Regions from separate parts of the Homo sapiens genome. Here region 2 is linked to region 1. Evidence: chromatin contacts called from ENCODE Hi-C or POLR2A ChIA-PET data. All regions are on one chromosome and are shown on one strand. The core of a region is the stretch at or near the end of the contact, and the rest is flanking DNA. Distances in the headings are between cores, read along the strand shown.

Evidence for each region. A loop is a pair of places that touch in the nucleus more often than their neighbours do. ChIA-PET counts read pairs that join two places held with the same protein, here RNA polymerase II (POLR2A). Pooled maps may share reads with other maps.
Region 2: a map of mammary epithelial cell shows a loop between it and region 1 (8-fold over the local background). The contact joins two enhancer-like sites. A Hi-C loop is called at or near these places in 1 of 168 maps with a recorded cell type or tissue (mammary epithelial cell) and 3 of 50 pooled maps. POLR2A ChIA-PET finds 5 or more read pairs at or near these places in 5 of 52 experiments (AG04450, HEK293, IMR-90 and 2 more).

What each region holds. Positions count from the first base shown.
Region 1 is chr14:96,096,667-96,103,009 of GRCh38, forward strand. LOC124903374 (a long non-coding RNA gene) reads left to right here. Exons shown (of 2, transcript XR_007064321.1): 1 at 1-1,055; 2 at 1,975-2,367. Among named protein-coding and RNA genes, the nearest start is that of C14orf132, 60 kb to the left of the region's middle. RefSeq lists an enhancer at 294-795. Within about 2 kb of position 3,570, at least 2 of the 41 ENCODE cell types and tissues checked have a DNase peak (open chromatin) inside an H3K27ac peak, as active enhancers do.
Region 2 is chr14:96,223,440-96,229,782 of GRCh38, forward strand. The region is part of intron 1 of BDKRB2 (bradykinin receptor B2); the gene reads left to right. It also overlaps the pseudogene CKS1BP1. Among named protein-coding and RNA genes, the nearest start is that of BDKRB2, 22 kb to the left of the region's middle. Within about 2 kb of position 2,377, at least 9 of the 41 ENCODE cell types and tissues checked have a DNase peak (open chromatin) inside an H3K27ac peak, as active enhancers do.

The DNA.
Region 1 (6,343 bases), core at 2,320-4,819:
GGCACTCCTATCCCCAGGGGAGAGGTGGTGCCAGTGTCTCAGGACAGGGTGACAGTTCAGAGAGGTGACCTGACAACGTGCCTGGCCACCCCAAGCTTCTGGATAGAGAGAGTTTTGTACTCAGTTCTTACAGAGTATTGTCTTGTCCCAGAAGTGCTTTTGGAAATAGCATCATTCATTCATTCATTCATTCATTCATCCATTCCTTCACTGAGTCTCTACTCTGAGCTGGACAGGCAAGGATACACCCTGGCTCCTGCCCCCACGGTACTCATGGTCCAGGCTCGAAGTCCCTGTGTCATGATCATGGTTGGGGCAGCAGGACCCAGTTCTCCCCTGAGATTAAGTCTCAGAAGACACCTGGTTAACCAGCCAAAGTCTGCATGAGGGTGACACTGGCTGGAGAGTGCCGCCCACAGGGAATGCTCAGGTGGTGCCTTATACCTCGTTGGAGCCTTCTGAGTGGGAAAGGCACCTCCCTGTGTGGCTCCTGCAGGTGCTGCTGGGGCCTAGCACCCTAGCACCTATCTCAAGAAGTCAGACATGGCTGCTGGGGCAGGTGCATGCTGGTCTTGGACTCTCAGCATCTGTTGTCACTCCTTTCGGTAAAGCATGCTATTTCCTCTTGGGGAGCCACAATCCGCAGTCTGTGTACTCGATCCCTCCTGGGCTTGGTAGCCTGAATGCCCCATGGTCACAATGATATGTGCAGGGTGTGTGCCTGGCTCTGGCCTGGGCAGTGGTGACCTTGCAACCCCCTGATCCCAGTGGCTGGGCCAGGAGTGATTACACAACCAGACAGATGCAGGCAGCACAGATGTCCTGACTTGTAAGCGAGCACTGGGAAGCAGTCTGCACGGGGGACCCTGTCTCTCTGCTGGAAGGAAAGCCAGGAGGATGTGCGCCTGTCTTGGCAGCTGCCATCTCACCGCTGTGAGAGAAGCTGCTGAGAGTGGAGGTGCAGCAAGTAGAGCCCAGAGATGGGAAGAAAGAGACTGGCTCCTGCTGGGTCTAACCGGACCCCTGTGGATCAAACCACATCTGATTCTCCTTATGTAAGCTGATCAATTCCCCGTCTACTTGAACCGGTTTGAGTTGGGTTTCTGCCCCTTGTCATAGAAGGGATGTTGGCGATACTCCTTCAGTGCACTCTGGCCTTCACCCCACATGGGGATGGCCACCCCCAGGTTGAGGAGCTCTAGGGGGCCGTCCTATTCATCCTCGGCCATCCTGGGCTCTCCTGCCTGGCTGCTGCCTCACTCTATCCCTGCTGTCACCCAGTTCCCTTTGTCCCTCGAAGCTTGAACTTTGAGTCCAGCCACAGGTTCAGCTTTTCTGGCTCGACACATTGTCCTTGGTTTTGGCCTTATCTGCTGGTTTCTGATGGCCTCAGATACTGTCCACCAATGAGGCTCAACACCTCGGACCTGACCCCAGAATTAGCCTGATCCTGCCTCCAAAGAATTACAATTTGTCAAACAAACTCCCTCCTCATTTTTGTTTCATGCCAGTAGAGTGGGGCGGGGGGCTGCCCCGGTACAGCCCTCTGTCATTACTGCTGCTCTGGGAAGCCTAACATCACCAACATTATGCATCCCACTTCGTAGTTTGCAGAAATCTTTCATGCAGTGGACTGAATATTTGTGTCACCCCCCGCAAAAAAATTCCTATGTTGAAATCCTAACCCCTAATGTGATGGTATTGGGAGGTGGGGAGGTCTTTGGGGGGCGATTAGATCATGAGGGTGGAGCCACATGAATGGAAAGTTCTCTCATCAAAGGGACCCCAGAGAGCTCTCTCGCCCCCATTCTGCCAGGTGAGGATGTAATAAGACGGCCCTCTGCAACCCGGAAGAACTCAACCTTGCTGGCACTTTGCTCTTGCACTTCCAGCCTCTAAAGCTGCAAGAAATAAATCTCTGTTGTTTCTCCAAGCTAAGACATCTCACATACATTTTCTAATTTGATCACACAGGAGCCCTGCAGTGCACTGCCCAGATGCCCTGGGAGGGCTGGTGCATTTTGGTGTGCCCCCCTCCCAGCAGCAGTGTGCCTTTGTCTCCAACTGCAACCCCTGCAGCCTGCCCTCTGGCTATGGGTCCAGCAGCTTTGCCCACACAGGAGCAGCCAGGAAGGCCAGGCAGTTTGCTCCCTTCCTCCTCCCACATGGTGGCACTGATGACAGGTGTCCCAGCTCCTTTGCCTCCAATGGGCTCTAACAACTTACACCCCGGAGCTCCCTGCAGGACCAAGCTGAGGCTGCCCCCAGCAGGACATTGCCTGAAACTGCTACCCTGGCTTTGCTTCCTGCAAACATCCCTGTTTCCCAGAAGCACTTCCTTAATAAATCACTTGCATTGAACCCTTATCTCAGGTCTGTTTCTGGGGAACACATTGAAAGAAATGGCCCTAACTCCCATGAGAGCTAGATATGTTCTTCTACATTTTACAGATCAGGAAGCTAATGCTCAGAGAGGTTAAGCAACCTGTCTAATATCACACAGCCAGTGAGTGACAGGGTAGGCTTCAAACTCAGTTCTTCTAGACCCCACAACCCAAGGCACTCCATCCTCCATTGATTAATTAGATGCCTGGGATTGCAATTAGCAATCAAGACTTCAGAAGCTGGACATTAACACCAGAGCCTTAGAGAGCTCTCTGCAGCCCAGAGTCATCGTAAACACTGGCCACAGCAGCCACAGCCCTGAGTCTCATCTGCCCTCTCTCCCGAGCCTTGTCCATCCTTTTTCTTGCTCTGTAAGCCAACCATGTGGATCCCAGGATGGAACCCTTCATGTCCATCCAGATAGCCCTGAAGAGGAGAAACACAGAGCCCCAGTTGCTGCAGGGTCTGAACCCAACTGTGACTGTTTCTACCCTGTGAAAAAGATACTTGTTGGGGGAAGGGGGGAGGGATAGCATTAGGAGATATACCTAATGTAAATGACGAGTTAACGGGTGCAGCACACCGGCATGGCACATGTGTACATATGTAACAAACCTGCACATTGGGCACATGTACCCTAGAACTTAAAGTGTAATTTTAAAAAAATAAAAAAAAGGAAAGAAATGAAACTGGTGAAAAAGGGAAATGTATAAACACATACTACAATGGCTGGCTCACTAACTGCAGTCGTCTGAGATACTGCAATGAACAAACTAAGTATTTTGAGACTTTCTGTCGAAAACTGTGATGGGTCACCATGATGGTGACCAAAGAGCCGAGATCCCGAGAAATTTCATTCTTCATACGTGCAGATGTACAAAAAGGACATCTCTCCATTTACTGAGGAAGTTTCAATGTTCGTACGTACGTGGGCAATACTTATACAAAATGTCAATATTGTGATAATGTGCTTTTGTAGAGTCAAATTTGCAAAAAAAGAAAAAAAAAAAGAAAAAGGTACTTGTTATGAAGCCACTGACGAAGGTTTTCTTATATCCATTCAAGGTTTCCCCACCTTGCAGTGTGCTTAGGGTTCCTTTTGTTTGGGGGAGGGGACAAGAACACTACTGGGCAAATGTGAACATGAAAACACCATGTGACGGATGACCAGTCAGTCACAGGCACGTGGCTGTGTGATGGCCCCATGTGACTCCTACTGGCTGGCTCCAAGTGCTGCTAGAAGCTGGATCAGAGGCGGAATCCTTGGTGGGCCGCTCAGAGCCGTGAGCACCCGGGCTCCCTTACACGCATAGGCCTGCAGCATCAGGGGGTCGTGTGAGCTGGGGCTGCCTTCAGAGGAGCTCGTGGCACGGCCGAGATGCCCTCCCTTCTCCCTTACCTACACTACCCTCCTCCCTACCTCCCTCCTCCCTACCTCCCTCCTCCCTCCCTATGCTCCCCTCCTCCCTACCTGGACTCTCCTCCTTCAAGGAGTATTGTTTGTCTGCACCTGTGCTGACGCTCAATTTTTGACTCCCTGGAGGAACATTCAAAATCCTGCCTTGCCCAAGAAACTCCAAAACATTTAATTTATTCCCAAAATTTGCCTCCGGGGCAATTACGAGTTACTGGGCCTAGAAAATCAGTCGGATGGAAAAATGCAGTGAGCCAGGACCAGCAGGGGTCAGTGTGGTATTAGGGATGGGAACAGACCCCGGCAGCCTCTGGGGTCAGTGGGTTGTCGCCCGCTGGTGGCTGCAAAGAAAAACAGAAGAAGCTCTGAGATTCCCCCCAGTACCTTTCAGGAACTCATGTTCCCATACGAGAAATAACCCACAAACCACGAGGTCCCAGAGAGGAAATTAACTGATAACTCCCTGGGATCACCCTGCCCCACCCCCAAAATAAATGCCAAGCAAACCTTCTAAGCCAGAAGCCAGACAGGTGAACAGGCCGAACCCGGTCCTCAGACCTCCTCTGATGGAACTGGGCATGGCTCTGATTTGTTTGAATAAAGCTTTGCATTGAAGTACAACATACAGAAAGAAAACTGTGTATACCGTTCAACAAATTTTGACGACGTCCTCATACTCCATAAATCCAGAAATGGGGCCAACAAGCGGAACATTCTCAGAAACGTCTTCAGCCTGCACCTTGTTGTGAAACTCACTTAAATTGGTTGCCAACAATAACAGTAACAGAAAATTTGGATTTCTGTTTTTTCTGGAGAAAATGGAAAGATTCACACAGCGGCTGCCTGCCCGTGCTTGGAACAGCAGTTCATGCCCGGCCCCCTAGCCCAGGGAAGAGGGGAGCCTGCCCTGTGCCCTCTGTTTTAAAGGCCCTCCCTGTCCTCCTCTTACATGGTCCTTCCCCACAAGGCAAGGACTCCAAAGGCCAGAAGACATGTCCACCTGGCTCTGTCCTCCCCCTTCTAGATCACACTTCTGTACTCAGGACCCCAGAATTCTGTCTGTGTTTGTATTTTTGAGAGCTGACTGCCATGGTTCAGGAGCAGCTGTCTGTGACATGAGGAAAGGGCATGTCCAAGATGTTCCAGCTGGCCGGGCGCGGTGGCTCACACCTGTAATCCCAGCACTTTGGGAGGCCGAGGTGGGTGGATCATCTGAGGTCGGGAATTTGAGACCAGCCTGGCCAACATGGAGAAACCCCGTCTCTACTAAAAATACAAATTAGCCAGCACATGGTGGTGGCACATGCCTGTAATCCCAGCTACTCAGGAAGCTGAGGCAGGAGAATCGCTTGAACCCGGGAGGTGGAGGTTGCAGTGAGCCAAGATTGCGCCATTGCACTCCAGCCTGGGCAACAAGAATGAAACTCCGTCTGTAAATAAATAAGTAAATAAGTGATGTTCAAGCTGTGGATGGGAAGACAAGGGGGGCAGACCTGGGGCCAGGCCCACTGTCCTGGGCTCCACACCCCAGCACAGCACCCTAAAAAGCCACTACTAGAGTTCACAAGAGAAACAGACCAATATAGTGTGTGTGTGTGTGTGTGTGTGTGTGTGTGTGTGTGTGTGTGTGTGTGTGTATGCGTGGGGTTGGGGGAGAGAGAGAGATTTATTTTAAGGAATAAGGAATTAGTTTGTGCAATTATGGGTCCTGGCAAGTAGGGCTGGCTGAAATTTGTAGGGCAGGCTGGTAGGCCAGATATTGCTGTCTTAGGTCCACATTCCACAGGGCAATTGCCTGGAATCTCAGGCAAAGTTTTTGTGCTTCAGTCTTGAGAATTCCTTCCTCCTGGGGGAAAGTCTATCCCCTGAGGCCTTCAACAGATTAGATGAGGCCCAGCCACATGATGGAAGGTCATCTACTTAACTCAAAGTCTAGTAACTTAAATGTCAATCACATCTAAAATATACTTGCACAGCACCAGCTAGGCTGGGTTTGACCAAATAACTGGGCCACCATAGCTTAGCCAAGTTGACATAAAAGTCACCATCACAGATTCCCAGAAGGCTATATTCAAACCCAGCCTTCCTTCTAGGGTGCAAAGGTGCATCTGTCCAGGTAAAAGGAGAGAGCATATTTTGCTCACAATTCATTAGCTGAATCATATCTTTAAAACGTTTCGACAAATGGCATGTTGTCCTGCATTTGTGCAGTAGCCCTGGACCAGCATGAGTTAATGGAAGCCTCCCTGAAACTCCAGGTTGTTCTATAGCAGCTGGCTTTAGCTTCATCTTGCCTGTCTGGCCCTGTAGGTGTTGTGTTTGCAACCCTAGACTTAAAGAATAACAGTTGGGAGAGGGATAGAGGGGATGAAATTATTAGCCAGGCTATTAATTTCAGACTGGTTCTAGTTCTGTGAATATTTATGAAATCCCATCAAAGTCACCCTGCCCCCACCTTTGTATTGGCTATGGTGGTGGGGGATGGGAGGTGAGGGATTACGATTCTGTTTCCTGGGAGTACAATGGAGGAACATCCTATGGATT
Region 2 (6,343 bases), core at 1,127-3,626, 130 kb after region 1:
TCTCACTTTGATATTTAAAAGATGTTCAATACACTGTTTGAATGTGCTGGTAACTGCTTTGCTTCTTGAGTAGAGCCACCACCACCATAGCCCAGCCAGATGAGTGCTCTGTGGACCCACAGCCTCAGCTGAGTGTGACCCTAGGAGGCACAATGTGCTCTGTATCCAGAACACACTTGGCAGATGGAGGAAGCATCTGAGTTTGAGACCATGGCTGTTACAGGGATCATGTCAACTTGCTGTTTTTGTTTTTTCCTGCCTGGTGTTGTATGTAAGGTCACTTGTGGATTTATGTTTCAGCGTACTGGAAACTTTCCATTTTATTCAAGAAATCTGTTCATGTTAAAAGCCTTGATTAACAAGGAAGTTTTTATAATCTAAAAAAAAAAAAGAAATAGCAGGGAAGGCTGTAGGTGAAAAGAAACTTAAGAGACCTATCAAACAACCCAATGTGTAAAGTCATTTGCATTCTGATTCAAGAAAACCAGCTGTGAAGAAAGTAGCGTGAAATTCATATGATTGAAAGTTGTAATACTTCCTGGATAGTTGATGCCATTTAGGAATTATTGTCAGTTTCTTCGAGATGTGATAATGGTTGTCTAGTTATGCTTTCTGAAATAAGAGTCCTTAGCTTTTAGAGAAGAATAGTGAAATATTTACAGATGAAATGACAGACATGCAGGATTTACTGCAAATATTACAGGAGGGGTAAGGTAGGTTTGGGCATAGAGAAAAAGATTGGCTGCGAGTTGGTAATTACTGAAGCTGGGTGAAGTATGTGGAGTTTCATTATGCTAGTCTATCTACTTGTGGGTATATTCCAAATTTTCCATAATAAAAAGTTAAAAAGCAAAAAAAAGAACCATCATCTCCACCTGAGGTTCTGGCCCAGACTGCTTATGTTCAAATCTCAACTCTAGTCTTGCTAGCTGTGCCTCTGTTTGCTCGTCTGCAAAATGGGGATGATAATATTAGTCCCTACATTGCAGGGGTTTCTCTGTAATGTGCTTAAAAATATGGAAACAATATAAATGAAATGAAGATATGTTGCAGGCACTTTGCACATTGTCACGGTGCTCCCAGTGCCTTGTTCCAGGGAGGTTATCCTTATTTACCAAGAGGTTAAGTCACCTGCCCTAGGTCTTCCAGTCAGTGGAGGCAAAGCCAAGACATGTCCCGAGTTCATCTGACTTCTGAGTTCAGGCATGACCTGAATGTTCTTGCCTCGGGCTCAGGGCTCAACATTTCCTGTCTTCTCTGCTTCTCCAGTCCTGAGAGATTCTGGGCCCGTTTCCCTGCAGATCAGCTCTAAGGAACATGCTTCTCTCCTGCTCCTTTCTAGAAAAGGCGTAACATTGGCAGAACCAGGAACTCTGGAATTCTGAAGGTTGACTCCCTCAATTCCAAGGGGCTCCACCTCCTGAGCGGAATTGGATAGAAGACAAAGGTCACATGGCTAGGGTGAGGCTTTGAGATGGGCGAGACTGTGAGCAGGACTGACAGGTCAGGGCCAGGACCCAGGATCTTCAGAAGCCACAGGGAGCAAGGCAGGGAGCAGCCTCCTTTGTGCCACACCCAGTGAAGGGGAACTTGCTAAGACAGATTTGTTCCTCCCATCTCCAGAAGAGCCGTTGGATGCCAATGGGTGAGGAGCTGAACCTCTGCAGACTCAGTGTGCTGATCCCATTGCCTCTGCTTGCATGCCTCTCAGGATGGGGAGTTCACTGCATCCCCCTCTTTAAAGACATTACGGTTGTACAAAGGTCTCCAGAATCATCTGTTACATCCCCTCATTCTCCCAATGAGGAAATTAAAGCTCAGAGATGCCGAGGCATTTACCCAAGGGCACACCTGGTCCTGGGCCTACGACCCTTAGACAATATTCCTTCCACCTCTTTGCTATAGAGTCTCAGACTAGGGATCTTGGCTGGCTGAGAAATCAGGGAAGGCTTCTTAGAGGAGGTGAGATTGGAGGTGGCCCTTGTAGGGTGGCACTAAGATGTCGCTTGATATCCTAATTTTTTTTTTGGCCCTGCCCACCATGTGTGTGCCTGTGCTGCCATGTCACACTAAGCAGAGTAAAATGAAGGAAGGAACGGATGAAAGGGGCAGGAAAGCGACTCCCAGGAGCTGAAAGGGCAATAGTATAGGTCCCTTCAGCACCTAGGATATGTTGTGGGAAGCCCTTAGACCCCAGATACTACCCTGTGCAGATAGGGATAAAACTCCACCTGTCCCAGCTCAGTGCTCTCCCCGGCTCCTCTGGCCTGCTTGCTGGGCAGGGCCCAAACCAGTTCAGGATTCCTTTTTCTCTGTGACCTACCAGTTAGGGTTCTCTGTTTACTGTGTCTCCTCCTCCTTGTTTTGTATACCCAGCTGGGTGGGAAGAAGGTCACAGCCCAGGTTTGCACGTGGTGGAGGAGCAGGGCCAGTAACTGGTTAGGCAGAGACCCCGCCCACCACCCTCCACTCCCACCCTAGCAGGGCCTGTGCCATCCCCAGGACACCGGAGACCACCAGGGGGCTGGAGAGGCTGCGGGAGAAACAGCCTTCCTGGACACACCCAGCTACGGCTCACTTCCCAGCCTGAGCTGTTCCTTAGGAATTGCTTTTCTGGGAAACACACCCTCTTCCAGACCTGCAGCCTTCCTTTCTATGTGGTTTTTGGTTTTGCTCTCTGGTGAGGGTTTCTATTTTTTCCTGGTATACATGAATGGCATGCAGGAAAGTGGAATGAGGACATCATGACCACCATGCAAAGGCCATTGCTCTTAAGGTTTGATGTAAGCTCCCCACTCTCCACCCCCACTACCCCTCTGCCTCGGCCTGGGGTATGAGGTCTTGGTTTTGACAATCAGACAATGTTAGCACACTGCTGTGTCTTCCACCTGCAATGGAGCACTGTAGGACGATTTTAAAAAGCAAAGTGGCAGGCCAGGTGCGGTGACTCAAGCCTGTAATCCCAGCACTTTGGGAGGCTGAGGCGGGCGGATTACCTGAGGTCGGGAGTTCGAGACCAGCCTGACCAACATGGAGAAACCCCCGTCTCTACTAAAAATACAAAATTAGCTGGGCGTAGTGGTGCATGCCTGTAATCCCAGCTACCTGGGAGGCTGAGGCAGGAGAATTGCTTGAACCTGGGAGGCAGAGGTTGCAGTGAGCCGAGATCGTGCCATTGCACTCCAGCCTGGGCAACAAAAGTGAGACTTGGTCTCAAAAAAAAAAAAAATTACAAAGTGGCTGAATACCAAGATCCTAGGAACTAGGTTCAGCCAAACTGGCTGTGTGTCCTGGTAGAATGCCCACCCTCTGTCTCTGGGCCTCCATGCCCATCTCTGTAGCATGAGGGATTCTGATGAAATAATTTCCAAGAGCCCTTCCCACACTAATACTCCAGGATTCTGTAAGGTTAATTTGGCAAGAATTCCAACGGCGGAAGAAAGATGGAGGGAGGAATATGTCCAGTCTAATAACCCTATGCTCAAGTCAGAAAGCCCCTCGGGCAGTGTCCGAGAGGGCTACAGCCCTGGCCCCAGAACCTGAGTCCCTCTAACCTGGGTCAAACCCCTAAAAGCCACTCCAGCAAGAGACAGGCAAAGCCCGGGCTCTTGCTCCAGGCTGGCATTGCCTTGCCGTGTGGCTGTAGACATCGTTTCACCTCTCGAGGCCTCAGTTTTCCCTTCTGCAAAAGACAGGCTGGGGGAGGTTGGGCATTTTCTTCTTAACTACCAGGAGTCTTTCCTCCAATAAAATTGTGATGGAAACCGGATGTCACACAAAGGGAAAGGAAACACTGGCATTTCTGGAGTGTTTGAAGCATGTGAAGTATTGTTTAAGGGCTTTGCAATCATTAATGTACTTTGTGCTCACATTAACCCCACAAAGTAGGTGCTATTATTATCCCCATTTGACACATGAAGAAACTGAGGCCCTGAGGAGTTAAGCCACTTGTCCAAGGTAAAGAGTGGGAGCTGGGCTTCTGATAGGGAGTGGGCCTCAGTCATGAAACCACAAGACTTGTGTAGTTCCAACCCCCTGGGGACATCTCCAGGCACTTGACCCATGCTCTTCCAACATTCATGTATGCACGCACACGTGTACACACACGTGCACACACAAACACACACATGTGTGCACAAACACATGCATGCACACACAAACACATGCATGCACACACAAACACACACACATATATACACACACCAACACAAACACACATGTGCACAAACACACGTGTGCACACAAACACACACATGCACACACACACACAAATGCACACACATGCGTGCACACTGTGGCTACTCCTCTGTAGCCTGCTGGCCACACTCGGCTCAAGCCCCAAATCAAAGGTGACTAGCAAGATTGCGAGACAGATTTCTGGAGATGGGAAACTGCGTCATCAAATTGTCTCAGGGACGGAACACCCATCAGAGCCCTGGGGGAGAGAAGAGACACGGGGTGGCTGCCAATTTTGCTGACCTATGCTGCTGACTTTCCAGCAGCCCCCGACTCCTGTGGCCAGCTGAGCCCAGGTCCAAGCTGCCCCCTGCACAGGGCTTGTTCCCTGGAGGGCTATAAGCCACAGCATCCCCTCCAAGACAGCCAGTCCTGTGAACCTGCTCAATCCCTCACTATTCCTTGGGGCCTGCCCTGGGAGAAGGGAGAGTTCCCTGGACCCCTTCTTGGGACTTGCGGTGACAGGGGTGTGGCTCACTTGCTCAAATCCCTTGTGTGAGGGGAAGCATGCAAGCAAGTGGGTGCTGGGGCCGGGGCAAGCGCTTTTGGGCTCTGGCCCTACAGTACCGTCTAGGGTTGTGTTACAATTAATGCTCTTTTAGAAGTTGCCATTCACTGATGGCTAAGTGTTAACCAACTCAGTGGAGAGTGAGGGTGACAGCCTTTTACACCCTGCCCTCTTGGTACCTGGGTCCTTGTCTGGCATCCAGGAAGAATCAGGTCACACGGACTTGAAGGATGGTGAATGCAGAGGTTTTATTGAGTGATGGAGGTGGCTCTTAGTCGGGTGGGGAGCTGGAAAGGGGATGGAGTGGGAAGGTACTCTTCCAGATGGCTGAACTCTTCTCCAACTGTCCAGCTGCCTCTTCCACATTCAGACACTTCTTCTCTTCTCTCCTTCTCTGCCATGCTGCTCTGCTCCTCTGCCAGTGGAGTTTGGGGTTTTTATGGGTATAGGATGGGGGGCATGGTGGGCCAGGGTGGTTTTGGCAAAAGCAACACTCAGGTGGGAAAACAGGAATGTGAAGTTCTCATTTAGGGCCGTGGGCCCAGGCTTGTGGGTGGGGCTTTTGCCAGAGAGCTGTCCTCCTCTACCCAGTATTTCCCTGCCTCCTGTCCATATCACCTGCACCAAGAACCTCACTGGGTGGGAGCCAATCCAGAGCCAGAGAAAGGACTTGACACTTGGCCTCAGGCAGACCCAGGCTTGAATCCTGGCCCTGCCTCTGATGAGCAGGGTGACCTGAACTGTCTCAGGTTGCCTCGCTGACTCTGCTTTCCCATCTGGAACATGGGAATAGCAATGCATCAGCCACTCAGTGCAGTGTTGAGGCTGGAACAGGTGGGGCACACTGTGAGCTCCATTTCCTTTTGCCTCCACCCAGCAATTATGTCTGCTGGGGAGAAGAGGAGAAATAAGGATCACACCCTGCCCTCTATCAGTCAGTCAACGACCATTTATTAAACACCTACTAGGTGTCAGGCACTTGACAGAGAAATGAAATAACAACACAAGCAACTCTTATAGCTATACCCTATAATAAATGTTATAGAAGCAGGAGGCAGGTAGAGGTGGAAGAGAACCTTCTGCTTGCAGGGGGATATCAGTCAGAGAAACAGAACCAATAGGAGACACAGATTAAGAGATGTATTGCAAGGAACTGGCTTATGTGATTGTAGGGATGACTAGGCAAGTCAGAAGTCGCTTGGGAATGCCAGAACACTCAGCCTTGGACCGAAGCTCCTGCCCGCAAGCTGAATTTCTTCTTCTTCCAGGAAACCTCAGATCTGCTCTAAGTCCTTTCAACTGATTGACTCAGGCCCATGCAGGGAGTTGAGGACAAGCTTCCTTAGTGAAAGCCAGCTGGCTGTGGGCTGTCACCACACAGACAAACTGCTTCACCCCAACACCAAGATTAGCTTGAAATGGAATAACTGGGGCCTGTCATCCAGCCAGGTGGACCCACAGACTCACCGCAGCAGAGCACCTAGAGGCGGCCACGGAGGGTTAGTGACAGAGCAGAATCAGGCAGGGCACCCGGGCAGGGGGCAGACCCAGCAAAGGCTCCTAGGGCAGATTGTAGAAGAGGTCCTTGGAGATCAGGGA